Regions from separate parts of the Homo sapiens genome. Here region 1 is linked to region 2. The links are chromatin loops, found by intact Hi-C in ENCODE. Cell type or tissue: left lung. All regions are shown on one strand. Each heading gives the region's core, and the rest is flanking DNA. Links, peaks and the distances in the headings are about the cores only. Region 1 overlaps ZNF354A (zinc finger protein 354A). Region 2 holds the start of LOC107986493 (a long non-coding RNA gene).

Evidence for each region. Hi-C counts contacts between places; a loop is a spot of excess contacts. Peaks named below come from ENCODE experiments on the same cell type or tissue, not always from the same donor. Only the 100,000 strongest peaks of a DNase experiment are listed, where the experiment ranks them.
Region 1: a loop joins it to region 2, with 2.4 times the contacts of the local background. A loop is called at or near these places in 4 of 110 quality-filtered maps.

What each region holds. Positions count from the first base shown.
Region 1 is chr5:178,704,842-178,721,392 of GRCh38, forward strand. It overlaps ZNF354A (zinc finger protein 354A), which reads right to left. Exons shown (of 5, transcript NM_005649.3): 5 at 6,671-8,780. The coding sequence ends at 7,219. It also overlaps a transcript of MSANTD5 not described here. Among named protein-coding and RNA genes, the nearest start is that of MSANTD5, 15 kb to the left of the region's middle. In left lung, for the core only: no CTCF peak of the experiment used is centred there; no DNase peak of the experiment used is centred there.
Region 2 is chr5:178,867,150-178,883,700 of GRCh38, forward strand. It overlaps ZNF354B (zinc finger protein 354B), which reads left to right. Exons shown (of 5, transcript NM_058230.3): 5 at 15,560-16,551. LOC107986493 (a long non-coding RNA gene) reads right to left here and starts at 8,907. Exons shown (of 3, transcript XR_001743039.2): 1 at 8,896-8,907; 2 at 7,197-7,200. In left lung, for the core only: no CTCF peak of the experiment used is centred there; no DNase peak of the experiment used is centred there.

The DNA of each region.
Region 1 (16,551 bases), core at 5,636-13,635, 160 kb before region 2:
CACTCTTAACCCAGCCGTGGAAGGAGAGGCAGGCACAGGGGATGAGACTGGAGAGTGGAGACAGAGGGGCCACAGGCACTTTTCCAGGCAGTGACCATCGCTGTGCCGGACGGGAGCACAAGGCCTGGGGGCAGAAGCCAGCCCCAATGTCAAGGAAGAGGCCATGACTTGCAGTGGGTGCTGGGTATCAAGACCTTGGTTTTCTTCTTTTCTTTTTTTTTTTTTGAGACGGAATCTTGCTCTGTCACCCAGGCTGGAGTGCAGTGGCACAATCTTGGCTCACTACAGCCTCTGCCTCCCAAGTTCAAGCAATTCTCCTTCCTCAGCATCCCCAGTAGCTGGATTACAGGCATGCGCAAGCAATCCTGGCTACTTTCTGTATTTTTAGTAGAGATGGGGTTTTGCCATGTTGGCCAGGATGGTCTCGATCTCCTGACCTCGTGATCTGCCCGCCTCGGTCTCCCAAAGTGATGGGATTACAGGCATGAGCCACCACGCCCGGCCTAAGACCTTGCTTCTCAATGAGAGTCTGAGACTGAGTCTCAGCACTTTCACTTGCTCTGTGAGCTCAGGCACATCCTCTGCTCTCTCTGGGTCCCCGTGTCTTCCCCTGCAAAAAAGGAGAACTTATATCTCACCCTCCAAGATGTACTCCCTGATGATTAGCTTAAGGATTTGGGACTTTGATGGCATCAGCCAAATCCCTTCAGGGCAGCGCCTAATCCAGGGTTTGATTGGATACCTGGGTGAGGGTGTGACTGCCTTCAACTTGCACAAGGATTTGGAAGGATTCTGGGCCCCGTATCCCCAACTGCAAAATAGGAGGTTGTCTTGGCTGGGCATGGTGGCTCACGTCTGTAATCCCCACCACTTTGGGAGGCCGAGGCGGGAGGATCACGAGGTCAGGAGATCCAGACCATCCTGGCTAACACAGTGAAACCCCATCTCTACTAAAAATACAAAAACTTAGCTGGGCGTGGTGGTGGGCGCCTGTAGTCCCAGCTACTCAGGAGGCTGAGGCAGGGGAAAGGCGTGAACCCGGGAGGCAGAGCTTGCAGTGAGCCGAGATCACACCACTGCACTCCAGCCTGAGTGACAGAGTGAGACTCTGTCTCAAAACAAAACAAAAAAAGAGGTTGTCTTATTTTGCACGAATGAACATCCATTATTTCTGAATTCTTTTCGACCTCACTGAGTTTCCAGTGAAAGAGGAAGTGCTGAAATCCCAACCTTGGTGTAACTGTAGAGTTAGCTGCATTTTGTGAAATGCTTTTTCCGCCTGAAGATAAACACATTCCCCCCTACCCATTCTATTAAATGTGGTGTGGTTGATTTTCATATGTTGAACCAACATTGGACTTCTGGGATAAATCCCAGAAGTTCATGATGTGTAATCATTTTCATTAGCTCCTTTATTTATATTAATTTTGGTAGAAATTGCCTAGCCATAGGTGCCAGGGGCTTCAAATTCCTCTAGTATCCTTGCTTTCATCTCCACTTGTAACTGAATTTCCCCAAATGGTCCTCCTCGGGGACAGTCTGTGGCTCTGTCTGCTATAACCCAGCGCTGTTGCACTGCGGCTCTGCTGGGATGGTGGCAGAGGGGGTGCATTCTATAATCTTCCAGTTAAATCTGTCAGTACTCGTGTGTCCAAGGGCTGGGACCTACTCAAGTGTTCTCCAGTGGTATAACTTTGCCTCCTTGCCCTGCCCTCCCTCTCCTGCTTGCAGGATTCCAATCTACTGGAATCCTCAAAGTGTTGAGCCATGTTGACAGTTTCCTCTCCCTTAGGTGAGACAGGAAGGATAGAGAGAATGGGGAATGTCCTTCCTCCAGCTAGCATAAGACTCTGGCAAGCTTTTTTTCCCTAGAGTGTCGGCTTTTATGGAGAAGACTCTGGGTGTATTTCACAATGATTCCCCTTCTTCTGCCACAGCCCTCAGGGGATATTTCTCAGATCATGACCTTGGGAATCTGCTGGGATTCCTGGAGCTAATGGCAGTGGCGGTATGCGGGACCCGTTATGACTATGGACCCAGAAGTTCCACATTCTCAGTTTAGTCCATATTCAACCTCCAGCAATTCATCAAAATTACCTGTTAGTTTTCCGACCAGTTTTGGCTCCAGTGGGCTCCAAGTAAACAGATCTCAGCTGTGTCTCTGGATACACCCGTCTCTCCAGATTTCACAGTTGTGACTTCAGTTCTCAGAAAGATAAAAGTCACTGCTTTTCAGCTTGACTAGCTTTTTCTTATAAGGATAGGGGTGACTACTTCCAAGCCGTTTGCATGTTGTAGTTGAAACTGGGGGTTCCAACAAATTTCTGAGTGCTAGAGAATGAAAGAGAGAATTGAAGAATGAAGAATAGAAGAATATCGAATGACAACAGAATCACAAAAGTCCTTTAACTGCTCAGTTTAAACAGTTTAAATGCCGAGGAAGGGAACAATTTCATGATGACTTCAGTGTCAATAGGATGGCTATCAGAGGTTGTCTGTGTAGCATCATGCAGAAACGCAGAATATGGATAGGACACCTTCTACAGCCTACTTCAGGCTTTGCTTTAATTTTGAATAACAATTGTTTGCACTTCTGGCGGGGCGCGGTGGCTCACTCCTGTAATCCCAGCACTTTGGGAGGCTGAGGCGGGTGGATCATGAGGTCAGGAGTTCGAGACCAGTCTGGCCAACATGGTGAAACCCCATCTCCACTAAAAATACAAAAAAAAAAAAAAAAAAAAAAAAAAAATTAGCCGGGCATGGTGGCAGGTGCCTGTAATCCCAGCTACTTGGGTGGCTGAGGCATGAAAATCGCTTGAACCCGGGAGGCGGAGGTTGCAGTGAGCCGAGATCTTACCATTACACTCCAGGCCAGGCGACAATGCGAGACCCCGTCTCAAAAAAAAAAAAAAAAATTGTTTGCACTTCTACACATCTACATAAATTTGTATTTGTATTATATCAACCAAAGGAATACAATTTGACTTATTAACTCAATTTAGTTTCTGCAAAAAGCTTCAATTTCCCAGGTCTCATCTAGAAGGGATAAGATAGCTTTATAAGCACAGGTTTTCAAAAGAAAAACATTGCAGAGGCAAAAAAAAAAAAAAAAAAAAAAAAAAAAAAATTCTCATTGTGATTATTTGCATCTGGGGTTATACTGTAAAAAGAGACATTTTAGATCTTTTATATAGTCTCTAATAGTAAACAGAAAGATTACATTTTTATTACTGCAGATTTTATCCTGGCACTTGAAAATTCGTTTGCAATTTTGGAAGCAGGAAATACTTTTGGTGTGTTTCCATTGGTCATTTGAGCTGAAAAGATTGAGTGTGGAAAGTCATTACAATTTCTGCTATGGTTGTTTTATTTTTATCTGAATTTCCTTTCATCGGAAAATTTGTTACTTTATCCGTTTCTTTAGCACTATTTGAGGAAATCATCTATCACTTAGGCTTAGCTGTTAGTATATCCTGCCTTATATCTGACTTTCCAATATGTTCAATACTGAATGAACAATTGTGTACTGTAGAAAGAGCTTCAAAACATCTTTTCTCTGATACCAAATATTTTAAAAATTAATCATGAAACTTATACTTGCATTTTGATTCAAATATACATAAATGAAAATAGGCAATAGGGTAGATCTCATATTAAGTATCCTTAACACAAAATATAAAATAAAAAATAAGTTAATAACAATAATTGAAAATACTAATTTCGATCATCTCACTCACAAGAGTGAAGCATAATTACCAATAAATTGAGGCTGAGCTATTGAAAGGTTGGAAGCTTACAAACTAACAATAAACTTGAACTTGATATGTGACACAGAAAAGTCGAACTTGATGCATGCCTGCAAGGGAGAACTGTGTTTGCAGTAACAGGATCCCTGAAGAAAGCCAGAGCTGATCTTATCCAAAATTTTAAGCAGCTCAGTGTCTGGGACTGGCGAATTTTCAGAGGCAGGGATGTTTATGGACTGTTAGATTTTCAAGCGTGTTAGTGTGGTCACTGGAATTAGACGGTTGTCGACTGGCTAACTTCCAGAAGCACGGTCACTGGAAGGAGGGACTTGCTGACCAACCGTGGTCTAGAAGCAGCACTCAAGTGGCATTCAGAAGCTGGAGGCTGTCAGGAAGTTGATTTCAGAAGCATGGCTGCTGGCAGCGAGGCCATCATTGATTTTTCAGACCACGTGTACTGATCCAAAGATCTAATTATTGGGGATTATTTTACAACTTAGGAATTTGGCCAAAAGAACAGTCTTTTCCTTTCTTTAATACGGAAAACAAGTACTTTTATTCTCACTTCCCCCTTTTGCCTTCCCTCAGTCAAACACATAGGATAAAACATAAGAGATGGTTCAGATCTTTATTTGTGGAGGTATGATTTCCAACTTGTATTGCCACTTAAGCGATTTAAGCGCCAATTACTGAAGCAGAACCGTAGCTCAAAGTGCTGATTTTTCATTAATGAGGGGAGAAACCCTGAATACATTTAAGGCATCCTAACAAAGTTAATACAGGATTCAGGACAAAATCATTAAATACAGGACGTTTGGCAACCCTACCTGTGAGTCAGCTTTCTCCTCACTTGCCACTCTCACCTATTTGCCTATGAAAACCATGCCTTATTTATTCTAATACATGATTATCTGTCTCCTGTTCTCCATCAATGCTGTCCCTGTTTGAGTTGGAACCCTCATTTACCTATTACTTGAATTTAAACAGCCCAGATTTCCTGGGTGGCATCAGTCATCAGCTTTCTTCAACCCCATACGCTTATCTTCTATGGAATTTCCCTTGCTTACCATCTTTGACTCCACCGATTTTACCATAAAATCCAAACTCCTTAGCTTGGCAAATAAGGCCTTTTGTGATTTGGCTTCTGCCTTCTACTCGAGCTTTAACATTTGTCATTTTCCTGCTCACTAGTTCTAAATTAAGTTTTCCAAATGTCCTATTATCCACCTGTGGTTTGGCGCATGCTGTTTCCTCTTAATCGGAATGCTTCTGTCTCCCTCGGAGTTCCTACTATTCTCCCCAAATATAGCCCAGGCATCATTGCCCCTGGAAAGCTTTGATGTCTCCAGGCTTTCTTCATGAGTCTCTTTCTTCATCCTGTGCAAATCTTTACAATATTTTCATAGTGGAACATATTGTCATAACTTATTTGCCTACTGAAACAACAAAAACTGCAATATAATCTGCTTGCTCATTTGCTAGCCCAACTCCATCCCCTTCCCAATTCATGGCTTCTTGAAGAAAAGCCTGTGTCTGTCTTAAAACTTGTACAGTTTTAAAACTTGTAAACTTGTATAGTACCTGCTCCAAAGTTAAAAAATATTTACTGTTGAGAAAAACTTAGGACTGTAATGTCCCCCCTCAAACTGGGAAGGAGCCGAGAGACCAAAGAATGACTCAGACAAGTCCAGCTTGATGAGCAGATGAGTTTATTATGACTTCCATACAGGGCTCTCCTGGACTGCAGCAGGACAGCTCTGGAGATCTGCACCACCTCGCACCTCTAAGCTGCTTTTAAGCCAGTTTTCTGGCTCTTTGCCTCGTGTGTGATTGGACTGTTTGCTTAGTGTGTTCCCAGATACTCTGGGATGTTTGGGTTCTCAGGGACACTTGCTCCTCAGCTGGGCACCATGGCCTCTGCTTACTGTCCAGACTTCAGGGCTCAAGTAGTGGATATAAACCCTTAGGTAACCTGGTAGGGGATCTGTCACACTACACTAAGTTTATGAAACAATTCACATGTCTTGTTTGGGCTGCTGTAACAAAATAACCTCATCATACTAGGTAACTAATAAAATATTTCTCACAGTTCTGGAGGCTGGGAAACCCATTTAAAGTGCTAGCAGGTTTGGTGTCTGGTTATGGCCATCTTGATTCAAAGAAGGTATCTTACCACTGTGCCTTCACATGGCTGAAGGGCAGAACAAGCTCCCTTGGGGCTCTCTGATAAGGGCACTGAGGGCTCCGCCCTTCTGATCTGATCACCTCTTCACACATCCCACTTCATGATACCATCACCTTGGAGGTTAGCATTTGAACACAGGGATTTGGGGGAGACATAAACATTGAGACCATAGCAATGTCCTTTTCAAGAGTTTGCCACAGGTGTTAGATTTGCGAAAGTTCTTCTGATGTGTTCGTTATAAATTTAAAAAATACATATTTAGGGTGGCCGGGCACGGTGGCTCACACCTGTAATCCCAGCACTTTGGGAGGCCGTGGCAGGCAGATCACCTGAGGTCAGGAGTTCAAGACCAGCCTGGCCAACATGGAGAAACCCTGTCTCTACTAAAAATACAAAATAGCCGGGTGTGGTGGCAGGTGCCTGTAATCCCAGCTACTCGAGAGGCTGAGGCAGGAGAATTGCTTGAACCTGGGAGGCGGAGGTTGCAGTGAGCCGAGATCGCACCATTGCACTCCAGCCTGGGTGACAGAGACTCCATCTCAAAATAAAAATAATAATAATAAATACATACATACATATTTAGTAGCTTTAAACCTGAAATTATTGCCTGTTTTTCTATCTAATACAGTTCAGGGCATATAACTGGTACACCTAATAAATGACTTCAGAGAAATAAAATCCAAAACCAAGTTAAGACAGTTGAGTAGAAAATTCACAACTACTAGAACAAAAGACCAGATTTTTCTTTTTCTTTTTTAATGAAATCCATGCATAAGTTTGACATCAGGGTAGGAAAAGGACAAACCCCAGAGACTGAGAGGTAGTTCATAATTCATTTTTCTTTTATTTTGGTCCTTTTCTCTAAAAAGGTACAATTTGATCAAGCTATTAAAATGCTATAAAAATATTACCAGTTTGGTGGTCTTCTAATGAGAAATCTAAAGCACACCTCCCCACCCACTCGGATATCTGTTTCTGATGATCACGTGACATCTAGCATATACGTCTGTAGGAAAAGGGAAAAAGCAAACCCATTTCACAAATGGCTAAAGTCAATGTCTTCAATTGTAAATTCTTCATCTCAGGTTATTTTTTTAAGTGTCTGACAGGCACAAACACTTTCCTCATATCTATTATATAGCTGAGGTTTATCCATGGAATTAAATACCTAATGAGGGCTAAATTATTACAGTTTTTTTCACATCCATTACATTTATTACATCTCTCTCAAGGATGTATTCTTCGATGAGCTTTGGTTTAAGGCTTTCACACATACAAATCTACTTTCTAGGGGTCCTCTTCGATATGAATTTTATAATGATTAGTAAGGGATGACCTATGGTTGAAAAGTTTCCCACATGTATTACATTCATAGGGTTTCTCTCCAGTATGAATTCTCTGATGTGCAATACGTGATGAGCTTTGTCTAAAAGTTTTTCCACATGTATTACATTTAAAGGGTTTTTCTCCTGTATGAATCCTTCGATGCTGAATAAGAGCTGAACTTTGGCCAAAAGATATCCCACATTCCTCACATCGATATGGTTTCTCTCCAGTATGAATTCTCTGGTGATTACTAAGTGATGAGTTACACCTGAATGTTTTCCCACACTCGTTACATTTATAGGGTCTTTCTCCAGTATGCATTCTCTGATGTTGAATGAGAGCTGAACTCTGTCTGAAGGCTTTTCCACATACTTTACATTTACATGGTTTTTCTCCAGTATGAATTCGCTCGTGAATAATAAGTGTTGAGTGGGAGCTTAAGGCTTTACCACATTCATTACAATTATAAAACTTCTCTCCAGTATGAATGATTCGGTGTCTATTAAGTCGTGAAATAGAAGTAAAGCCTTTCCCACATTCATTGCATCTATAGGGCTTTTCTCCGGTGTGAATTCTTTCATGTTGAATAAGAGAGGCACTCTGGCTGAAGGCTCTCCCACATTCACTACATTTAAAAGGCTTCTCTCCAGTGTGAATTCTCTGATGATAACGAAGGGATGAGCTAGACTTAAAGGTGTTGCCACATTCATTACATAAGTAGGACTTCTTTCTAGAATGAATTCTTTGACATCCAGAAAGGGATGTGCTGCAACTAGATGCCTTCCTACCCGGATTATACTTACAAGGGTTTTCTTCAGCATGAATTTTTTGATGTATAAAAAGGCCTGACCTTCGGCTGAAGGATTTACCACATTCTTTACATCTGTAGGATTTCTCCACAGTATGGGTTCTTAGATGTTTATAAAGGGATGTACTGAGAGTAAAGGCTTTCCCACATTCTTTACATATGTAGGGTTTCTCTCCAGTATGCGTTATTTGATGTTGAATAAGAGCTGAACTTTGGCTAAAGGCTTTTGAACATTCTTTACACTTAAATAGTTTCTCTCCACTATGGTTTTTCTCATGTTTACGAAGGGATGAAGTGTTAATGAAGGTTTTTTCACACAGACTACATTTATAGCGTTTATCTGCTGTAATTTTTGGTTGATTAAGTAATTGTGAATTCTGTTTGAGGCTGTTTCCTTGTATTTCACATTTTGGTGGTGTTTTTTCTCTGGGAAGTATCTGTTGCCTAATAAGCACTGACTTTGGGCTGAAGTTTTGGCTCAATTCAGTATTTTTATGGCTTCTTTCTATAGTGGGGATTTTTTTGTGGGTGGCTGAAACTATCTGAAAACTTCCCTTTTTATCCTGCTTTTTCTCTAATCTGCCTTCATATATGTAAGGCTTTTCTAATTTCAAATCCCAAGGTACATTCCTGTTGGATCTTTTCAGTATCAGTCCCTGAAATGAAGAGTCTTGTGTTTGCGTTGACTTTGTGGTTTTATGACTGCTCTTCGATCCTGGAGGGAAAAAAAAAATCAAAAATGTTTCATGTGATATCATAGCATCTGACTACTGAGACTAAAAGTGTAGAAGGAATAAATATTGGTGACATTTAAATAAGACCCTGATATCTGTATGAAAAAAATTGCAAAAAGAAAAAATAGGACAGTTAGACAGTATAATAAAATATAATTGACAGCAATTTAAGTACTAGGGTGAAGAATAAAATAAAGCAAACCCATTTAAAGAGGGTGAGAAAGAGTGACCAGAAGAATTGGCTAATGAAGAACAGAGAAAAGGGTTATAAAGGGATCATGAGTTGAAAGAGGAAGTTTGGGGTTAGGACCCAAAACCCATGATGGAATCCTAATTTTTTTTTGTTTTTTTTTTTTGACATTTATCTTCTTTGTGTAATTTTTTTTGAGACAGTCTCACTCTGTCGCCCAGGCTCGAGTGCAGTGGCGCGATCTCGGCTCACTGCAACCGGTCTCCTGGCTTCAAGCAATTCTTGTGCCTCAGCCTCCTGAGTAGCTGGGATTACAGGCACCCACCATCATGCCTGGCTAATTTTTGTATTTTTAGTAGAGACAGGGTTTCACCGTGTTGGCCAGGCTGGCCTTGAACTCCTGACCTCAAGTGATCTACCCACCTCGGCCTCCCAAAGTGCTTGGATTACAGGCATGAGCCACTGTGCTCAGCCTTTATATAATTATTCTTAATCTGGAAAGTCCCTCCACCCCATGTCAAATTCCCTTATATCCTTCAGATTCAGTTCAAAAATGGACTCTCTCAATCCTTTGACTCTGAGCAGCCACGGTCCCTTCTCCTTACTATAGCACTTACCAGAGTATTAAACATATGTATTACTGACCTTTATAATATATGCACACATATATAGTATATTATAGTTCTATATCTATGTCTGTATGTATCTCACTTTCCTTTTCTGAAGTAACTGTTCTTCACAAGCAGATCAGAATGCCCTATTTTCCTACAGATCCTCTTGACAGCACTCCAATTATATACAAAAGTTGTATGTTTTGTTAATCTGCCTTAATTACTTATACATTCCTAACTGGAACAATGTCAAATATTCTTACGTATTTCATATATATACAAATATGCACATGTGTTATACATACATACACATACATACTTCATATATATACAAATATGCACATGTGTTATACATACATACACATACACATTTCAGACCCTTGTAGAAGTTGCCTCCTAGGCCAGTACATGGGTGATTAGAGAGGTTTCAGGGCCAGTTCAAACAGGAGGGCCCTGTTATTGAATTAATCGACAAGAGGTGCCACAAGACAGGCCTAGAGCCAAGAGGTGCAAGATAGGAAGGCAGCCTACTCATGCATCAAGCAAGAGAGGTTACATGGGATGGCTGAAAAGAGTCAAAGATCAACAATAAGACAGGCATGGATATATAAGATAAAGCATGGTTAACATGGAAAAGTAAAGAACAGAAGTGAAGAAATATTAAAATTGGATAAGAACACAATTCAATAGATAGTAAATTCTCTCAGGGGAACGGTTATGCACATAGTCTTAGCATCTTCTCTTGGGGTAGAGGTAACTGTTTAAAGGGACCATTTGTGTCTCACTGTATTTGCGATTCCTGTATGACAGTCACTTTCACACATCTACAAATTACTTCTGCTTAACAAACACAATACATCTTGCTTTTCCCTTATTAGTGTTCACTTACTAGTTCCCTTCATGGATAACTCTTCTTCCATTCCTTCTTTAAATAATGGTATTCCCTAGGGTTTTGGATTTTTTTTTCACTCCACACACCCTCCCTGACTAACTTCACATGCCTTATATCTTTATACTATTTACTGTAAGGGAAAGCAGAGTTTCTTAACTTTATGCTTAACACCTTCCTAGTTCCTTCTCCGTTTCAGTCTTGCTAAATTAAGTGATCAAATTTTAATACATTATTTAGGCCAAATATATGGAGGGGGCAGTGGCAAAAATGAAGTGCTTTTTCCCTGTGAATATCGGTCGTTGTTTCTAGGCTTAATATATGTGCTGGGAAGAAGGCAGCAGCAAGATTCTGCAACTTGGATTCTAGCTTGTAAGGCAATGATACAGAACCTGCCTTAGGCCTAGTGTAAAGAAAGGTCCCTCACCTTTGCTACAGCCCTGAGCACGGGGATCAGGTACTTAAGTGGTATTTTGTTTGCCATGCATTACTATCTCTACCATAATCTCCTAACTAGTCTTGCCCTCTGCCAATTCAGTCTCCACACTGCAGCCAGAATAATCTCTGTGGTTTTTTTTTTTTTTGAGATGGAGTCTCACTGTGTCACCCAGGCTGGAGTGCAGTGGCGCGACCTCGGCTCACTGCAACCTCCCCCTCCCAGGTTCAAGTGATTCTCCTGCCTCAGCCTCCTAAGTAGCTGGGATTACAGGTGTGCGCCACCACACCTGGCTAATTTTTGTATTTTTAGTAGAGACAGGGTTTCACCATGTTGGTCAGGCTGGTCTCGAACTCCTGATCTCATGTTCCGCCCACCTCAGCCTCCCCAAAGCGCTGGGATTACAGGTGTGAGCCATCATGCCCGGCCAATCTTTCTAAGATCAATATTTTACTATGTGGCAAACTTCCTTAAGGTCCTCCAATAGATTTTCAATGATTCACATCTGAAGTCTCTTAAGAGTCTTGAAGACTCTTAGGCGTCCTTAACATGGTGAATAGAGTACTATCTGATCTGACCTTTATCCACCTGTCCTCACCCCCTCTTCCCTGGCTTCTTGCCAGGTATGCTGAACTACATGCAGCTTCAGGAGCACTCCATGACTTGACTTGTTTATCTTTACATATGCTGGCAGCATCCTTTCCATTCACAAGTACTCATTAAGTGCCTACTATGGGCCAGGTAATGTTCTGGGGAATGCAGATAATGTATTCAATAAGACAGGGTTCCAGCCTTTAAGGAGCTTATACTTTGGAGTGTGCGCATGTGCTGGGGAAGGAGGGGGATGAAGGGACAAATAACAAGTACGTAATAAAAGTCATGTGGATAGCTGAAGAAAGTGCTCAAGAGCTCCCTGGGCAAAGGAACCAACACACACAAAAGTGAGGCTGACTTAGGAACAGCAGAGAGACTGGCCAGAGTAGAGCGAGAAGAGGGAAAATGGTGAAATGATAAAATAAGCCTGGAACGGGGCCGGGCGTGGTGGCTCACAGCTGCAATCCTAGCACTTTGGGAGGCCGAGGTGGGTGCATCACCTGAGATCAGGAATTCAAGGCCAGCCTGGCCAACACGGTGAAATCTGTTATCTACTAAAAATACAAAAATCAGCCGGGTGTGGTGGCACACGCCCATAATCCCAGGTACTCGGGAGGCTGAGGCAGAGAATTGCTTGAACCCAGGAGGCAGAGGCTGCAGTGAGCCCAGATCACATGACTGCACACCAGCCTGGGCGACAGAGTGAGACTCCATCTCAAAAAAAAAAAAAAAAAAAGTAAACAAAAAATAAAAAACAAAAGAGTGGAGCAGGAGGTGGGGGACAAATCCTCTAAGGCCCAGGTCATCCTAAGGACTGGAATTTAAGCCTACGGGAAGCCACTGGGGAATTATGTGTTCATTTGAGTTGGCTGCTGCGTGGACCGACTACGCTGGGGCACCAGTGGAAGCAGGGAGGGGAGAGGCTACTGAAGAAGCTACTGCAGCTCTTCACGTGAGAAAGGGCTGGAGGTACAGATGACTATGCCAGGCTGTACAGTGAAGGAAGAGCTAGCGGGACCAAGAATAACAAGACTCAGGACTCCCAGGAAGCTGAGAGGGAAACAGGAAAGTTAGGGATCATGCCTAGGTTTCTAGCCAGAATTCTGAGAGCTGCCACCAACCACCAAGAAGGGAAAGACCAGGAAAGGGGCAAGGCTAGAAGGGGAAGACCAGGAAAGGGGCAAGGCTGAGGGGGCATTCTGTTTCTGGTATGTTTGTGATGGCTGAGATGCCTTAATAGAGTTGCAGGAAGATACTGAAATACTAGATTGTATTTATTATTCTGGAGATCTGGGGGAGGTCAGAGCTATAGACAGGCATTTGGGGGTCAGCAGCATGTGGGTTTGATTTAAAGCTGAAGAACTGAAAGGAATCACTTAGACACTGAAATATTACGAGGTTAAGAAGAATAATATCAGGAGAGTACAGTGTTCCAGAAGCCAAGGGAAGAAGTACTTCAGGGAGGAGTGAATAACTGTGGCAAATAATTTGAGGACTAAAAACTTAATCCTGATTGTGGCAAGACGGAGGTTGTTTGGGATTTAATAACAGAGCTATCAGTGGAATTATAAGGAAGAAAGCCCAGCTGGAGTGCATGGAGGAAACAATGGGAGGTGAGAAAATAGAAACATCAAGAGCAGAAACCCTTTTCAACAGTTTCTAAAGGAGAGTAAGCAAATGTGACATGGGGAGCTTTTATTTTTTAATGGATATGATTACGACTCGGAAGTCCATTATCAATTCTGGAAAACTCATCCCAACTCTAAAGTGCCAATATTTTAGTCCTGAAATCATGTTTTTCACAGAAGCAGACGTAAGTTTTGGATTGTGGATATCCTGACTCTTCCTTATGATCTGTTTAGAACTTTCTAGAGGCCTACAAATAGGTCTCCTGAGGTGCAGTTCAACCTTTGCTTCCTCCTAGAATCAAGCCCAGTCCTCAGCTACCTGTTAAACAAGGTGAAGACCTAGGTCAGAAGTTGAGAAGCCAGAATCATCTTGCTGATGGCCACTGCCCTGACCACTTCCTGTTATCAGGTCTAGACTCTTCCACCTGGACTCTCACTACACCCAGAGAGTGTTTCTTCAACCCTATCTCCCTGGATGATTTCATTTACTCCCACACCTCTTATGTGTACGACTATCCTGAAAAATACTTTACAGAGGTCTTTCCAACTGCCGGTTAGAATTTCCACTTGTGTATCTTTCTTTTTAAATTCAGCCTGTCCAAATCTGAACCCAGAGCATTCCTTTTCAAACCTTTTTTATATGTTTTCCAGTTCAAAATGACACCATCATCTCTTCAGTTAATTTACCGTAAATTCTTAGTTTTATCTTAGAATTTCTCTTCCCTAGGCAGTCATCAAAATCTTCATTTTTTTGTTTTTTGAGAGACAGGGTCTTGCTCTGTTGCCCAGGCTGAAATGCACTGGTGCCATCATAGCTCACTGCAGCCTCAAACTCCAGGGCTCAAGCGATTCTCCCACCTCAGCCTCCTGAGCAGCAGGAACTACGGGTGCACACTGCCAAGCTTGGCTAATATTTTTATCTTGCGTAGTGACAGGGTTTCATTGTGTTGCCCAGGCTGCACATTCTCTTAAATCTCATCACTAAAATGTCTCTAATAAGCCATCGTGAATATGTCTAAGTTCAGGATCTCCTCACTGTAGAGTGACTTGCTCCTGATCTTAAGTTATTCCTTTGACCTGTTTCTTGCCTTTCCAGTATTATTTCCCACTGGATTTACCCCTCTTAATACACAGAATTGGTCATGTTATTTCAAAAAGCATTGGTCACGCCTTACTTTATTAATTTATCAAATATTTAAAAAGTACCTACTATGTATTAGGCTCTATCCTAGGCATCGGTGATCCACAGTTCCCTACGGATCCAGTAATTAAAAGGAACAGTTGATTTCTTCAGAGAGTTTATAGTCAGACATTAGAAATGAAGACATCAGTAGGTAATCACAATACAATGTGACAATTTCTACAATAGAAACATAAGCTAGAAATGGACGTGAACACGAGCTTAGAATCATATCCAACTGTCCTTAGATAGTGAGGGTGCAGGTAGAAAAGGGGTGCAGCAGGACGCTGCTGGAGTGTTTCGTAAGAATTGACATATAAGATAGGATGTGAAAGGAATCGCCATAGGCTAGATGAAGGGGTAGCACAAGGGCTGAAGGCAGCACCCAAGTCTTTGAATGCAAGTCAGTTTTCCAGACTTATTTGCTGAAGTATCCACCCCCACCTTATCCTATAGCTAGTCAGAGTAAAAGCTCCACCTATAAAAATGTCACTTGCGGCCGGGCGCGGTGGCTCACGCCTGTAATCCCAGCACTTTGGGAGGCCGAGGCGGGCGGATCACGAGGTCAGGAGATCGAGACCATCCCGGCTAAAACGGTGAAACCCCGTCTCTACTAAAAATACAAAAAATTAGCCGGGCGTAGTGGCGGGCGCCTGTAGTCCCAGCTACTTGGGAGGCTGAGGCAGGAGAATGGCGTGAACCCGGGAGGCGGAGCTTGCAGTGAGCCGAGATCCCGCCACCGCACTCCAGCCTGGGCGACAGAGCGAGACTCCGTCTCAAAAAAAAAAAAAAATGTCACTTGCATTTGCAGTCTCACAAGGTTTTCTAGAGTCAGAGAACTCAAGGAGCAATCTGCTGGGAACTGCACATAAACCATGATGGGGGTAGTACTGCCTATTTGTAAACATCCTCTATCATCTTTGTGCTGGTGGAAAAGAGAAAAGCTGTTTTAGAAATGTTGTTGTGGTAACTCTTATTTTTAAAGCTTTTAACATAGAAATTTTCAGCATATGTAAAAGTAGTGTGAATTGTACAGTGAATCTCCAGCCAGTTTCAATAACCAGCAACACTATTCTATTGACAACCTTGTTATGGGCTGAACCGCATCATTCAAAAGAGAGACGTAGAAGTCCTAACTTCCAGGACCTCAGAACGTGACCTTACTTTAAAATATGGTCTTTGCACGTTCAATCAAATTAAGATGAAGTCATTGGGGTGAGCCCTAATCCAGCGTGACTGCTGTCCCCGTAAACTGGGGAAATTTGGACACAGGCATCCAGAAGGAAAGATGATGTGAAGACACCGGGCGAACACAGTGTGAAGACGGAGGCACAGATAGGACTGATGCAGCTGCAGGCCACGGAGATCTCCAAGTTGGCCATCGCTACAAGCTAGCAAAAGGCAAGGAAGAATTCTATGCAGAGTCTCAGAGGGAGCGGGGCCCTGCGAATATCTTGATTTTGACCTTCAGAACTGTGAGACAGTAAATCTCTACTGTTTTAAGCCACGAAGCTTGTGGTACTTCAGTATGGAGCCCTAGCAAACTAACACAAACCCTTTCATCTCGTCCACTAGGTTATGCTAGAGCACATCCCAGACAGCAAAATCATTTCATCTGTAAAAACATCAAAACCGCTCTTAGCACATCCATCAAAATTAACACCACTGCTTGCAGTTACTTTTGCCCCTAGAATACCTACACTAATAAGTCAAACTGCTGCAATGTAAAGGCAATTCAAATAATTCTTTTTGTGGCTAAGCCACCAACCTGGAACACAATTAGGGTTGTTTCATTCTGCTTTCAATATGTAGGGGGTACTTTCTCATTTTTGTTTAATTTTGTCTTATAATTTTATAAACCATTTTTATAGTTCTGAAGTCAAAATTTTGAGACCTCAAAAAGTCATAGATTCTACCCCTGTTCCATCCTTTTTCTTCCTTCACCTTAGAGATAACCATTTTTATTGATCTCCTTTTTTTTCTTTTGCTTTTATCTTTCTAAAAAAAATAATTGCACTGCTTAATGACTGGGATATGTTCTGAGATACGCGTTGTTGGCGATGTTGTGCAGTCATCAGAGTGTGTTACACAAATCTAGATGGTATAGGCTACTACACACCTAGGCTATACCCCTATACAGCATGTTACTTAGCTGAATACTGTAGGCTACTGTAACACAATTGTAAGTATTTGTGCATCTCAACATATTAAAACATAGAAAAGG
Region 2 (16,551 bases), core at 4,322-12,321:
GGGAAACTCCCTTGAGAATTCTCAGGCCTCAAGAAGTGGTGGGGAAGCGGAAGCCCAGGCTCTTAGGCAGGATTAGTCACTTGTAATCACTTCCCCATGAATCTCTCAGCATCTCTTTTCTTACTCTTTCCTGTTGTTTTAGAATAGGGCTGTATTTGCATGTATTCATTCAGCAAACATAGTATATTTAAGGAACTTCAAATAATCACTCTGGCTGAAGCTCAGGGTGTATTTGGGAAAGGAGGAGGTGAGGAAGGAAATAGCCTAGAAAGCTAGGGAAGGGCCGCGTAGTAAGTGCTTGGGCACAGTTGTAAGAGGTGGAAACTGTCCCATGGAGCACTGGAAATAATGGAAGGATTTGGGCAGGAATCATATGGTCCTTGGTATCTTAGAAAAGTTGGTGTGAATCAGAAACAGCTGAGTCTCCATCCGTGTAAGAACAGCTAAGGGACCTGTGGCGTGTCCTTACTCTGGTGAGCATCACCACCCTGAAAACAAGAGTCCAGGGACGTGGACAGAGCTCCCAAAAAGTTACAGAGCATTGTTGGGACGCCACCATTTATGTCTAATGAAAATTACATGTATGTGTAATGTGCACATAAGCAGAGAGAAAGGTTAGGAGGACACACCTTAGCTGGTGACATTAGTTACACTTGGAATGGGATTGAGAATGGGTCCATGGAAGGGGATGTTATTTACATGTAACATTTTAATTTTTCACAAAGAGAATATATTCATGACGTTGCTATGTGATTCGAATTTAATACAGATGGTCACTTTGGGAGTATCGTGATTGAAAGTGAGGCAAAACTAGAGGCAGGAAGCCTTGCAGAGCAATTGCAATCATGGAGGGAGGCAGGAGGTGGAAGGGCCTGGATGAAGGCACTTGCCGTGAGTTCGTGAGGGAGGAGGTGGCGCCCACGTGATCAGGGTACAGGAGCAGTTGGGTGTGGGATGGATTTCACTTGAGATGTGAGTGAAGTCGTCAGGTGGGGAACCCTGGTGGGCAGGTGTGTAAGTGACAGGGCCGAGACTCAAGGGAGGTCAGGGAGCCCATCAGCATGACGGGCATTAGAAGCTTGGAGCTGGCCAGGTGAGGGGGCCAAGTGGAGGCCCGAATTTCAGGAAACAGCATTTGCGAGGTGCTTAAGCAGGAGGAATCTGACAGAGCCCGAGAAGTAATCAGAGGAGAGAAACGGGGAGGGGCCATCGTGGCAGTGGGGGACTGAGAGTGGTTGAACTGGGGGGGCTCTGGCTCTGGGGGATCAAGGTTGAACCCTCGCCCACAGCTTTGTATAGCATTGGGCAGAAAGGGACACAGGTCTCCTGCTTCTGGAGTGCACGATCTAGTGGGGGACAAGGTGAACACACTCATTGCACACAAGGCACAGAAGGACACATTCCAGTGAGGACCACGTGGGAAAGACACTCGGTGCTGTGAGAGTGCAGAGCAGGCAGGTGGCATCAGCAAAGGCTTCCCTGTGGAAGGGCCTGGGATCAAAGGACTGAAGAATTGCTCAGGCCTAAAGAATGGTGTTTGTGGCCGGGCACAGTGGCTCACGCCTGTAATCCGAGCACTTTGGGAGGCCGAGGCGGGCAGATCACGAGGTCAGGAGATCGAGACCATCCTGGCTAACATGGTGAAACCCCGTCTCTACTAAAAATACAAAAAATTAGCCGGGCATGGTGGCGGGCGCCTGTAGTCCCAGCTACTCGGGAGACTGAGGCAGGAGAATGGCGTGAACCCGGGAGGTGGAACTTGCAGCGAGCCGAGATCGCGCCACTGCACTCCAGCCTTAGTGACAGAGCAAGACTCCAACTCAAAAAAAAAAAAAAAAGAATGGTGTTCGTGAAGGTCCAAAGAAGTAAAGCCAGTGAGGAGAAGGTAGAGCCAGGCACCGAAGAGAGCCGCGGGCCTTGTCATAGAGTTTGGTTGGTGCTTGAGAGCTAAGCATAGGCTCTGAGGAGCCATAAGTAGCCCAGGGCAGGCCCAGGCTGCATTCTGCAGCTGCCAGCGCATGTGAGGAACCTGACCGCCACAGTGCAGGGCTTGTCAAGTCCAGAGGGCTCAGTGATGGCCCCTTGTGCCACGGGCCCAGCGAGGAGCTGCACGGCAGGCAGCTTTGGTCCCCATAGCCCCTGTGCTGGGGAGAGCTTTCTCGTGATGATAGCTTGAACTTTTTTTTTTAAAAAGGGGAACCACACTTGTGTTTTTAATCTCCTTTGGTAGAAATACACTAATTTTATATTAAATTAAAATTTAATGAACTGCCAGAGACCACCACAAAGTAAGCCGAATGCAAGCAGCAGGGAACCAGGTGAGATTTAAGAGGGGCGTCAGTCTGGCCATTATGTGTGGGCCGAATCTTGTGTGGAAGAGCAGGAAGAAAGAAAGAGTTGTTCCCTTTCCCTTTAACTAGGGAGCACCTGATGGCTGAGTAAGTCTCCCCTCTAGAGAGAAGTATTAACAGGCTGAAAATATGACGAGTGCAGAGTTGTCCAGAGGGATGCCGGGCACCTGATAGTGTTGTCAGTCAGTCCCTTTTCAGATTGGGGAGGATGGCCCTGCGGGAAAACCCTGAGCAGTTGATTGAGTAAGAAAGGACGTCAGAGCTGTTTCCTGCCCGATTGCTCTTGGTGGGATGACCTTCGTCCTCCTTTTGTCAGATGGAAGTCAGATGGCATTCCTAGGGTGCTGACGTGCTTGCATCTCTGCTGCACCCCTGGTGGGGCTCCTGTCTGCCTGGACTAAGATTGCCCCAGGACAGCTTCCTTTTCCCATGAGTGCTCACTTCATTGAGAGCGTGGTTGAAGGACTGGGATGTTCCTGGAATTATCTCAGATTATTAACTCTAGCTCGAACCAAAAACTCAACCTGTAGGCTGGGTGAGGTGGGTCACGCCTGTGATTCCAGCACTTTGGGAGGCCAAGGTGGGAGGATCACTTGAGCCCAGGGGTTCGAGACCAACCTCGGTAACATAGACCCTGTCTGTGTTTATATAACTTTAAAAAAGAAAAAAAATATTTTAGACAAAAACCTACCCTTTGAACAGCCAGTGATAGAAAAACTTATGCTCCCCATGATAGGACTCTCTCGAACCTCCAGTAGCCTCAAAATATACTTGTACAAAGTTATTTTCTTTTGAGATGGACTCTTGCTCTGTTGCCCAGGCTGGAGTGCATTGGCGTGATTCTCAGCTCACTGCAGTGCCCTCCTCCCAGGTTTAAGCGATTCTTGTGCTTCAGCCTCTCCGGTAGCTGGGATCACAGGCACACGCCACCATGCCGGGCTAATTTTTGGCATTTTTTTAGTAGAGACCGCGTTTTGCCATGTTGGCCAGGCTGGTCTCGAACTTCTGACCTGAAATGATCTGTCCCCCTCAGCCTCCCAAAAGGCTGGGATTACAGGCGTGAGCCACCACACCCGGCCTGCTTTGTTTTCTTACTGCAAGAAGCCATCTTGGGTAGGCTGAATGGTGCAGGGTGGTGAACGGAGGGGTTGCTCAGCAAGGTTTGCTGAAGCAGCAACTGCACACAGGGAGGACTGTCTTTTCCTGATTTGCACAGGATGCTGTGGGGCTTAGCAACAGCCCTGATGACATGGCCTGGAATGTTTTAAAAAGTGACTGCTTACAAGATGGAAGTGTGGCCACAATGCCCTGTAGCCCTATTGCATTTTACTTGTTTTTGTAGAGATGGAGGTCTTGCTATGCTGCCCAGGCTGTTCTTTGAACTCTTGGCCTCAAGCAATCCTCCCATGTCAGCCTCCCAAAATGCTGGGATTATAGGCCTGAACCACCGCACCTACCCAGTATAGTCCGGTTTAATTTGTATGAGTTAGTCTTTTTCTTGTTTGCCAGCAAAGACTCGTACATATGCCCTGCCCCTCCCCTCCTACCAACATCTCTTCTCTTCATAACTTCCAGAATTATCTATTTAAAGAGTAAATCAACCATATTGCTTCTGTGCTCAAAATCTCCGTTGGTTTCCATCCCATACAGTATAGCCCAAAGTCCCCATCATGGCCTTCAGAGACCTACATGGTCTGGCCCTGGCTACCTCTTCACCCTTAGCTCCTTCCACTCTGCCCTTCATTCAAGGCCTCTGATCACCCTTGGCCGCCCTGCTGTTTGTCAGGGGGGCCAAGCAGGCCCCCACTCAGGGCCTCTGCCCTGCTTTTTTCTGTCTGGGACTGTTCTTCGTGGCAGTCATGCGTCCATGTGGCTCACTCACTTCCTTGTGCTGCACTGGCTTCGGCTCACACAGGCACAGATCATCTGACACGCAGCCCTGCAGCCCCCACGCCATCTCCTCACCGTGCTTTATTTTCCCTCTCCATGCTTAGCGCTGTGTAATAGACCTGTTTCTTCATGATCTGTCTCTGCCTCTGCATTGTAAGCTGCTGTAGGAGGGGTTGCCTCATTCATTCACTCCTGTTTTCCAAGAACCTAAAACAGTCCCTGGCCAGGGTAGGCGTCCAGTTGTATAATGAATGCACGAGTGACTTGGACTAGGTTAGTGGTGTTGGAGACAGAAAGAAGTGAACCAGTCCCAGAGATGTCCAGGAGATACAGCCAGCAGGACTTGGATTCGATGTGGAAGATAAACGAGATAGGGTTGTCAGGGATGCTTGTTTTGTTTCTGGTTTGTTCTGGGATGGCCGGTGTCATTCAATGAGATACTACCACTGGAAGGAGATTAGATTTGGAGGATGGTATGAGTTTGATATTTTTACTTTGCAGGGGAATTTTACTTTTTTTAGAAAATTTTTTATTTTAAGATAATAGTAGATTTATATGCAGTTGTGAGAAGTAGTATAGAAAGATTCTATGTCCCTTATACTCATTTCCAAAACCATAGTATAATACCACAACCAAGATACTGACATTGATACAGTGAAGATACAGAAAAATCCCTTCAGTCAGCACAGAGATCCCTCCTGGTATCCGTTTTTACACACACCTGTTTCCCTCTTGTTCACTGCCCCTGTTCCCTGCCTCTTTTCCTGAAGTCCTGATAATCACTAATGTGTTCTCCGTTCTATAATTTTATCATTTCAAGAATGTCATATACATGGAATAATAAAATGTGTACAACGTTATGGGATTTTTTTTTTTGCCCCACTTAACATAAATCTCTGGAAATTCATCTGTGTAGTTGTATACATCAGTACTTCATTTCTTTTAATTGCTGAGTCGTGTTCCATAGAGTATATCATAGTTTGTATAGCCATTCCCTTGTTGGACATCTGGATTATTTACAGTTTTTGGCATTTAAGTATAATGCTGTTATAAACATTCATGTGCAGGTTTTTGTGCAAAAATTAGTTTTTATTTCTGTGTGATAAATGCCCAGGAGTGGAATTGCTGAGTCATGGGGTAGTTGTAGGTTTAGTTTTTGAAGACATAGCCAAGTTGTTTTCCAGAGTGGCTGTGCCATTTTACATTTCACCAGTAGCATGTGAATGATCCAATGTTGTTACATCCTTGCCAATATTTTGCCTTGGTACTACTATTTATTTTAACCATTCTGGTAGGTGTATGGTGAAATACATTGTGATTTTAATTTGTGTGTTGCTAACATCTGTTGATGTTTGACATAGTTCATGTGCTTATTTGCCATTTGTATTTCCTTTTTTTTATTTTTTATTTTTTGGAGACAGAGTCTTGCTCTGTCACCCAGGCTGGAGTACAGCGGTGCGATCTCAGCTCATTGCAATGTCTGACTCCTGGGTTCAAGCAATTCTCATACCTCAGCCTCCCGAGTAGCTGGGATTACAGGTGCATGCCACCACACCCAGCTAATTTTTGGCATTTTTAGTAGAGACAGGGTTTCACCTTATTGGCCAGGCTGGTCTCAAACTCCTGACCTCAAGTGATTCGCCTACCTCGGCCTCCCAGAGTGCTGGGCTTACAGGCGTGAGTCACCACACCTGGCCTGTGTTTCTTATTTAATAAAATGTCTGGGTATTTTGTTCATTTTCTAGTTGAGTTATTTTGGAGTTTTTTACTGTTGAGTTTTGAAAGATCTTTATATATGCTGGATAGTAGTTGCCGGATATGTGGTTCACAAATGCTTTCTCTTACTCTGTAGTTTGTCTTTTTATCGTTTTTACTGGTTCTTTTGAAGAACACAATTTTTAATTTTACTGAGGTCCAGTTGATCAGTGTTTCCTTTTATGGATTGTGCTTTTGGTGTCAAATGTAAGAATTCTGCCTGTACTTAGATCATGAAGATTTTCTGCCATGTTCTTCTAGAAGTGCTGTAGTTTTACATTTTACATTTATATTCATGACACTTTTTGAGTTAATTTTTGTGTTAGATGCGAGGTTCATTTTTTTGCATGCGAATCTTCAGTTGCTCCATCATTATTTGTTGAAGTCGTCTTTCCTCTGCGGAGTTCTTTGGTGCCTTTGTCAAAAGTCACTTGGGCGTGTTGGGTTGTTTCTGGGTTTTCTTTTCTGTTCCATTGTTCTGTGTTTCTGTTCCTCTGCCAATACCACACAGTGTTGATTGCTGTATATATACAGGCTTTAATGTTGGGTAAAGTGATTACTTCTTGTTGTTTTTTAGAAAGTTTTATCTACTGTAGTTCTTTGTATGAATTTTAGAATAATCATCAATCTCTACAAAAAGAATCTTGCTGAGATTTTGATAGGAATTGCAGTAAACCTGTATATCAATTTTCTGTGTTTAGTCTTCCAATCTGTGAACATGATATGTCGTTCTATTTATTGAGGTCTTTTTTATTTTCTTCCATCAGTGTTTGTAGTTTTCATCATATGAGTCCTCTGTTTTTTTTTTCTTTTTTTTTTTTTGAGATGGAGTCTCACACACTCTGCTGTCCGGCAGGCTGGAGTGCAGTGGTGCGATCTCTGCTCACTGCAACCTCCACTTCCTGGGCTCAAGCAATTCTCCTGCCTCAGCCTCCTGAGTAGCTGAGATTACAGGTGTGCACCACTATGCCCAGCTGATTTTTGTATTTTTAGCAGAAACAGCGTTTCACCATTTTGGCCAGGCTGGTCTCGAACTCCTGGCCTCAAGTGATCCACCTGCCTCGACCTTTCAGATTGCTGGGATTACAGGCATGAGCCACCATGCCTGGCCCATTTCCTGCATTTGAATATTGGCCTCTCAAGCAAGGTTGGGTAAGTTTTCATGGACAATAGTATCCTGAAATGTGCTTTCCAAGTTACTTGCCTTCTCCCCACTTCTTTCAGGGATGGCAATGAGTCGTAGATTTTGTCTCTTTACATAATCCCTTATTTCTCAGGTTTTGTTCATTGGTTTTTATTCTTTTTCTTTATTTTTATCTGTCTATCTGGCTGAGTTCAGAGAGCCAGACTTTGAGCTCTGAGATTTTTTCCTCAGCTTGGTCTGTTCTGCATTTCAGTTGCATTATGAAATTCTTGTAGTATGTTTTTGAGCTCTATTAGATCAGTTTGGTTCTTTCTTATCATGGCCATTTTGTCTATCACCTCCTCTATTATTTTACTGTAATCCTTACATTCCTTGGATTGGGTTTCAACTTTCTCTTGAATCTTTATGATCTTTGTTCCTGTCCATGTTCTGAGTTCTGTTTCTGTCATTTCAGCCGCTTAGGAGCCCTTGCTGAGAAACTAGTGCAGTCTTTTGGAGGAAAGAAGACACCCTGGGTTTTTGATTTGCCAGAGTTCTCATGATGGTTCTTTTTCATCTGTGTGAGCTTAATGTTTCATTAACTGTGATGTAATTTGAGTATAGTCAGTTGACTTCTTTTTGAATGTTTTCAGAGGGCCAGTGTTTTATGCAGGGTGTTTATTTGTAGCTGAATTCTTGTCCTAGTTTCACAGAGGGGTATATTAGCAAAGTAATTTTGGTGTTAAAGTTTGGGCTGTGGTCTGGTAGATGGGCTTAAGTGTTATGGCCAGTAGGTAGGCTCTTACTCAGCTATGTGACTCCTCTGTATTTCCTCAAGATTGCAGCCGTGCCCCTCAGTGCTCTGAAAATGTGGGCTCCTCTCCCACTCGAGTGCTGGCTGCACATCTCAGCTTAGCATTGCCAGGCTGCCCACCATAGCTCTGGGGTGATCTTGGTTTATGTTCGCTTCCTAGCTTGGAGGCAACAGGGGAAGGGACTCCGGTTGGTGGTAGTTGTGGCAGAGAGCCTTTCACTTGTCTATGGGCCTCTACCCTAAAGAGATGCAGAACCACTGTCAATCAGTGCAGTCGGCCCAGGGTGGGTGACTGCCCTGTGCCCAAGATGGGGAAGGAGGCCCTGCCTGGTGAGGAGCAGGAGGAGCTGGCAGGGGAAGGGAGGTCACCAGCGAGACAGACTGACTGCTGCTTATGGCAACTGCAGCTTCCTGGAGGTACAGCTGAAGTACTCAGGGTTTTTGTTCCTTCCTCTGTCCAAGGGTAGCAAGGGCAATACCACTGCAGTGGCAGTGACAGAGGGACTTTCGGTTGCCTCTGTCAGCTCCACCTCAGAAACATGGAGCCACTGCTACTGGGAATCTTCAGCCGAGGGGCGAGGTGGCTACCCTGCTGGCCTGAGGTGGGGGATCTACTTGGTGAAGAGTCAGGGATTGGTTCTCACAGGGAGAAGAGACTGGGCTCCTGTCCATATGGTGACTGTGGCATGCTAGAAGCCCAGATGAAGGCTTCACTGTTTCTTCCCCAGACTGAGGGCAGCAGGTGTAGGACTGCTGCTGTGGCAGTGGCATAGGGGCTATCAGTTGCCTCTGGGAGTCCTTCCTCAGGGAAGACAGAGCCACTACCAGTGGGAATGCTCAGCCAGGGGAGGGACGGCTGTTCTGCTGTCCAAAGCCAGGGTCCCTGCCTGGTGAAGAGTTGGCTATGGGAGCTCACAAGGTAGAGAGACTGGGCTCATCTCCATATGGTGGCTGTAGTGTACTAGAGGTACCAGTGTAGCGACCGGGCCCTGTGTTCCTTCCCAACCCAAGGGTGGATAGTGTGGTACCATTTTAGCTATAGTGGTGGAGGGGCTATGGGTTCTCTCTCAGATTTCCTCCTCAGAGAAATGCAGAGCCACCTCCAACTGAAGCATTCAGGTAGGCTTGATGGTTGTGCTGGAGTCCCAGGTCGGGAGGCCCTGTCCAGTGAGGAGAAGTGGAAATGGGGACCCGTGTGGGGAACAGTCTGGCCGCGTTTTGTGAGGCAGCTGTGCACTTCCTGGAGTTCTGTTCCAGTCCCTAATCACTGTGCCCCCTCCAGAGCCTGAGGGCAACAGCAGTGAGGGCTGTGGCACAGCAAAAATAGCAGCCTGCCTCTCCCTTCGGGAGCTCTGACCTAGGGAAGTACAGAGCTGCTACTGGCCCGAGAGCCTAGGCAGGGCTGGTGTGACCATGCGAGGGTCCCAGGACGATGCATATTTCGGCCTGCTTGATGGCATCCTACATGGCCCTTAAGTTCTGTTCACTTTTTAAGTATTTTCTACTTTTTCTTCCTTAGACTCAAGGAATTTTAATTTTCCTATCTTAAACTTTGTTGATTTTTCCTATGGCCCGCTTAAACCTTTTGAATTTCCCTAGTGAAATTTTCATTTCAGTTATTATGCTTTCAACTCCTAGAATTTCCTCTTGGTTTCTTTTTGTTTTCTTTTTATTGATACTTCGATTTGTTCATTATTTTCATGAGTCATTCATATTTCCCTCTAGCTCTGAGCATCTTTATGATAGTTGTCTTTGTGTAGCATGCCACCATCTGGTCTTCTCCATAGATGTTTTCTATTTATTTTTTTCCATTGACTGAACCATACTTTCCTATTTTTTTATGCCTTTTTTTTTTTTTGTCTTACAGTGTTGCAACTCGGGATCAGATTTTCCCACTTCTGTAAGATTTGCTGGGTTTTGTTTTGTTTTGGTTTTTGTTTTCTTATTGCTGTAGGGTGGCACTAGTCCAGGAATTAGCCTGAAGTATAACCTGTAGGTCTTCTCACATTTTTTTCTGAGCCCACGTCTTTCCCTGGCCTTGTGCAGTGACTTTCTAAATTCCCCATGTGTGCAGTTGTTCTTTGTTTTGTTTTGTTTTGTTTTTGAGATGGAGTCTTACTCTGTCACCCAGGCTGGAGTTGCAGGGGTGTGATCTCAGCTCACTGCAACCTCCACCTTTTGGGTTTAAGCGATTCTTCTGCCTCAGCCTCCTGAGTAGCTGGGATTACAGGCACCCACCACCACACCTGGCTAATTTTTATGTTTTTAGTAGAGACAGGATTTCCCCATTGGCCAGGCTGGTCTCGGAACTCCTGACCTCAAGTGATCCGCCCACCTCAGCCTTCCAAAGTGCTGGGATTACAGGTGTGAGCCACCAGGCCAAATGTCCTTATCCTTAATGTCTGATTCCCCAAAGCAGAAAAAGAGGGGAACAGAAGGGGAAAAAAGTAGGCACTGTTCCTTAAATCCTCTGGAAGCCACATCAGGTCAGTGGGGATTGCAAAAATGGCAGCCTGCATTTGTGTTTGCACCTCCGTGATTCAAAGCAGTAATTTGCAGTCAGAACCCAGATCCCCATTATTTGGAGAACAAGGTCTTTATTGCCACTTTGGCCACCAAAGGCCACGCTAGGGATGCTAGTACGGCTTCAAGCCATGAGATGAGGAGATTGGAGATGGGTAGCTGCTGCCAACTAATATTAATTTCACTTGACTGGCCAGGCCTTCCCCTAGAAGCTACAAGCCTTCATATAGTTTCCAGAGTTTCAAAATAGTTGTATCAGACAGATTCTGACACCTCAGTTGTCTAGGTGGATAGATAGAACCTTGGTGCTTCCTACTCTACCATCTTCCCTGACATCTACTTTTTCTTTTACCTTACATTTATTTTGCACTTTTGGCATTTTCTGTCTTTAAGTATGTAAGTAGTATGCCACCATCTGGAGTTCTGATGGGGAGGTGCTACTGATGTCTATTGGGTAGTATGCTGAGGGTGAGGTCTTGCATAAAAGTCACAGTTAGGCCGGGCGTGGTGGCTCACGCCTGTAATCCCAGCACTTTGGGAGGCCGAGGCGGGCGGATCACGAGGTCAGGAGATCGAGACCATCCTGGCTAACATGGTGAAACCCCGTCTCTACTAAAAATACAAAAAATTAGCCAGGCGTAGTGGCGGGCGCCTGTAGTCTCAGCTACTTGGGAGGCTGAGGCAGGAGAATGGCGTGAACCCGGGAGGCGGAGCTTGCAGTGAGCCGAGATTATGCCACTGTGCTCCAGCCTGGGCAACAGAGCGAGACTCCGTCTCAAAAAAAAAAAAAAAAGTTACAGTTATGAAGTTAATTCTTATCATTTGGGGAAGAGATTTTGATAGGTTGCTTGTCACACATCCATCATTATCTTCAGCTACCCAGAAGGCTTTGTTTGATATTTACTCTTTAAATGTACATTTTATGGCACTTAACCTCGGTGCCCATTTAGGTCTCTTCCAAGTATACTTTCCTTTCTTTCCTGTTCTAAAGCCTTTTAAAATAAACTTCCACTCTTGCTCTGAAAAGAAATAAACATACATTTTGTCATTTGATAAATGTTTAAATTTTCCACTTGGAGGTTTTTTTGTTTGTTTTGTTTTGTTTTGTTTTTTTGAGATGGAGTTTTGCTCTTGTTACCCAGGCTGGAGTGCAGTGGCACAATCTCGGCTCACTGCAACCTTTGCCTCTTGGGTTCAAGTTATTCTCTGCCTTAGCCTCCCAAGTAGCTGGGATTATAGGCATGCACCACCACACCTGGCTAATTTTGTGTATTTAGTAGAGACGGGGTTTCACCATATTGGTCAGGCTGGTCTCGAACTCCTGACTTCAAATGATGCACCCGCCTCAGCCTCCCAAAGTGCTGGGATTACGGGTGTGAGCCACCACACCCGGCTGAAAGTATGTTTTTAAAGTATATATTTTTTAGGACCTTGTTGTTTGTGTGTGCTGCTTTTTTTTTTGAACTGGAGTCTCACTCTGTTGCCCAGGCTGGAGTGCAATGGTGCCATCTCGGCTCACTTCAGCCTCTGCCTCCCAGCTTCAAGCGATTCTCCTGCATCAGCCTCCCGAGTAGCTGGGATTACAGGCATGTGCCACCACACCCAGCTAATTTTTGTGTTTAGTAGAGATGGGGTTTCACCATGTTGGTTAGGCTGGTCTCAAACTCCTGACCTTAAGAGATCTCCCTGCCTCGGCCTCCCAAAGTGCTAGGATTACAGACGGGAGCCGCTGTGCCCAGCCTGTGTGCTGATTTCTTTGCAGAAACCAGAGTTGTTTTTGTTTTTGTTTTTTGAGATGGAGTCTTGCTCAGCTGCCCAGGCTGGAGTGCAGAGGCCCAATCTCGGCTCACTGCAATCAACGTTTCCTGGGTTCAAGCCATTCTCCCGTCTCAGCCTCCTGAGTAGCTGGGATTACAGGCACCCGCCATCATGCCCAGCTAATTTTTGTATTTTAGAAGAGAGGGGGTTTCACCATGTTGATCAGGATGGTCTTGAACTCCTGACCTCCTGTGATCTGCCCGTCTCAGCCTCCCAAAGTGCTAGGATTACAGGTGTGAGCCGCCGTGCCTGGCCCAGAAACCAGAGTTTTTAAATTGCAGCTTTCTTAGTAGGCATGGGCTATAAAAGGAAAAAGATTAACCCACTCACTCCTGTTACAAGGAAGGACAGAAAGTGGAAGAAAACTTCATTTTTAGTTTTGTTATGGAAAAGTTCGAGTATATATAAAAGTAGAGAGAATAGGCTGGGCGTGGTGGCTCAAGCCTGTAATCCCAGCACTTTGAGAGGCCAAGGTGGGTGGATCACGAGGTCAGGAGATTGAGACCATCCTGGCTAACACGGCAAAACCCCGTCTCTACTAAAAATACAAAAATTAGCTGGGCGTGGTGGCATGTGCCTGTAGTCCCAGCTACTTGGGAGGCTGAGGCAGGAGAATGGTGTGAACCCAGGAGGTGGAGGTTGCAGTGAGCTGAGATCACGTCACCGCACTTCAGCCTGGGCGACAGAGCGAGACTCCGTCTCAAAATAAATAAACAAAAAAGTAGAATAATATAATGACTTCCCATGTATTCGTCATCCAATTTCTTTTTTTCCTTTTCTTTCTTTTTTTTTTTTTAGACGGGGTCTCACTCTGTTGCCAGGCTTGAGTGCAGTGGCACGATCTTGGCTCACTGCAACCTCTGCCTCTTGGGTTCAAGTGATTCTCCTGCCTCAGCCTCTTGAATAGCTGGGAGTGTAGGGGCACGCCACCACACCCAGCTAACTTTTGTATTTTTAGTAGAGATGGGGTTTCACTGTGTTGGCCAGGATGGTCTCGATCTCCTGACCTTGTGATCTGCCCACCTCAGCCTCCCAAAGTTTTGGGATTACAGGTGTGAGCCACTGCACCCGGCCTCCTCTTTTTTTTTTTTTTTTAAAGACAGGGTCTCTTTGTCACCCTGGCTGGAGTGGAATTAGATAATCATGGCTTATTGTAGCCTCCTGGGCTCAAGTGATCCTCCTGCCTCAGCCTTTTATGTAGCCAGGACTGCAGATGAGTGCCACTATGCCCAGCTAATTTATTTTGTTTGTTTTAGAGATGGGATCTTACTGTATTGCCCAGGCTGATCTCGAACTCCTAGGCTCAAGGGATCCTCTTGGCCTCCCAAATTGCTGAGATTAAAGGAAGGAGCCACTGTACCTGTACCCAGCCCATCACCCAATTTCAGTAGTTGTCAACTCATGGTCATTTTTTTTTTTTTTTTTTTTTTTTTTTTGAGATGGAGTTGCACTCTTGTTGCCCAGGCTGGACTGCAGTGGTGTGATCTTGGCTCACTGCAACCTCTGCCCCCAGGGTTCAAGTGATTCTCCTGCCTCAGCCTCCCTAGTCACTAGCATTACAGGCGCCCGCCACCAAGTCCAGCTAATTTTTGTTATTTTTAGTAGAGACAGGGTTTCGCCATGTTGGCCAGGCTGGTCTCAAACTCCTGACCTCAGGTGATCCACCTGCCTCAGCCTCCCAAAGTGCTGGGGTTACAGGTGTGAGCCAGCACGCTTGGCCAACTCAAGATCATTTTTGTTTCATCTGTTCCAGTGATTATCTACCAGGACTGATTCTGTCATTTGTCAATGTCTTGAAAGATTTTTGCTTGTCGCAAGCCTGGAGGGAGGAATTGTGAGGGGCAGGTGCTATGATGTCTGTTGGGTGGAGATCAAAAGTATGCTGCTAAACATTCCACAATGCACAGGGCAGCCCACCCTATCCACACAACTAAAAAATCAGCCCAAAATGTCATCTGAGGTTGAGAAATCCTTATCTGTATCTTGTCTTAATGCACTGACATTTGTATAATGTTATTACATCCAAGAATAGGAGAGGTGATTATTTGTTCAGATATACTTTAATGTCATTCATCTGATATACTTTAATGTCATTCAAGACTGGTATAAAATTTCCCTTATATAGATTTTTCATATTACTTGTAAATTTACTGTGATTCTTAGTATAAATGAAGGCTATTGATTTTAATATGTCAATTTTATATCCAGCTACTTCAGTGAGTTTTATCATTCATTCTCTGGACTGTTTTTTTGAGATGGAGTCTCGCTCTGTCACCCAGGCGCAATCTCGGCTCACTGCAGCCTCCACCTCCCAGGTTCAAGCAATTCTCCTGCCTCTGCCTCCCGAGTAGCTAGGATTACAGGCGTGCGCCACAATGCCCAGCTAATTTTTGTATTTTTAGTAGAGATGGGGTTTCACTGTGTTGGCCAGGATGGTCTCAATCCATTCTCTGGACTTTTTAATATTATCTGCAAATAGAGGTAGTTTTACTTTCTCTTTACTCATATCTAATTGATTTATATTGCCTGATTGCATTGGTTAATATGTCTAGTACAGTGTTAAATTGTAGGGAAAATAATGGGTGTCTTTGCCTTGTTCTTCAGCATAGCAGAAATAGCTCTAGTGTATTTAATAGATACTAGCTTTAGGACAAAGGTCTATGTATTCTATTATGTTGAGGAAGTATCCCTCAGTTCATTTTTGCTTGAGTGTGTTTATTGTCTGTGGTGCTGAATTTTGCTGAACATTTTCTCAGCATCTCTAGATGTGTATTATTCCTTACTTAAATGCATTTAATGTACTATAATAAGTGCTATAATAAGGGGAGTGAGTTGTTGGAACTCAAAGTTAGGAAAAGGTACACAGAGGAGTTAACATTTGAACTGAGTCTGAAGGATACAAAGGAGTTCAGAATGTAGGAAAAGGAGGGAAGACATTCAGGAGTATAAATAATTACAGGAATGGGGTAATTTATGAGTCCATCATAGGCTTTGGGTACTAGATTATATTTCCTAAATTCATATGCCTCCTCCTCCTCTGATCCTTCTGCTCCATTCTCTTGGTCACTCTTACACACTCACCCGCCTTAACTGAGTTTGTTTTATTCATTTGTTCACTTATCAGTTCAGCTGTCATCCATTATTTTATATAGTGTTTTTTAGAATTTTATCCTCTTTTAGTCATATAGCAAACCCTTACTGAGATACAATTAATCCCTTCTACACATTTAGTCTCAGCCAATCACATGAATCATGGGCTGTTGCTTTCTTTTTTTCTTTTTTCAGGATGTAAGAGCACACCTAAAATGACAAAGTCAACTCAAACTCAGGATTCATTTCAGGAGCAGATAAGGAAAAGATTGAAAAGGGATGAACCCTGGAACTTCATATCAGAAAGATCCTGCATATATGAAGAGAAATTAAAGAAACAGCAGGACAAAAATGAAAATTTACAAATAATTTCAGTTGCCCATACAAAAATCCTTACTGTAGATAGAAGCCATAAAAATGTTGAATTTGGCCAAAACTTCTACCTGAAATCAGTCTTCATTAAGCAACAGAGATTTGCTAAAGAAAAAACTCCATCAAAATGTGAAATACAAAGAAATAGTTTCAAGCAGAATTCAAATTTACTTAACCAATCAAAAATCAAAACAGCAGAGAAACGCTATAAATGCAGTACATGTGAAAAAGCCTTCATTCACAATTCATCCCTTCGTAAACATCAGAAAAACCACACTGGAGAAAAATTATTTAAATGTAAAGAATGTTTAAAAGCTTTCAGCCAAAGTTCTGCTCTTATTCAACATCAAAGAACTCATACAGGAGAGAAACCCTATATATGTAAAGAATGTGGGAAAGCCTTCAGCCATAGTGCATCCCTTTGTAAGCATTTAAGGACCCATACTGTGGAGAAATGCTATAGATGTAAAGAATGTGGTAAATCCTTCAGTCGAAGGTCTGGGCTTTTTATACATCAAAAAATCCATGCTCAAGAAAATCCCCATAAATACAATCCAGGCAGGAAGGCATCCAGTTACAGCACTTCCCTTTCTGGAAGTCAGAAAATTCATCTCAGAAAGAAGTCCTACTTATGTAATGAATGTGGCAACACCTTTAAGTCTAGCTCATCCCTTCGTTATCATCAGAGAATTCACACTGGAGAGAAGCCTTTTAAATGTAGTGAATGTGGGAGAGCCTTCAGCCAGAGTGCCTCTCTTATTCAACATGAAAGAATTCACACCGGAGAAAAGCCCTATAGATGCAATGAATGTGGG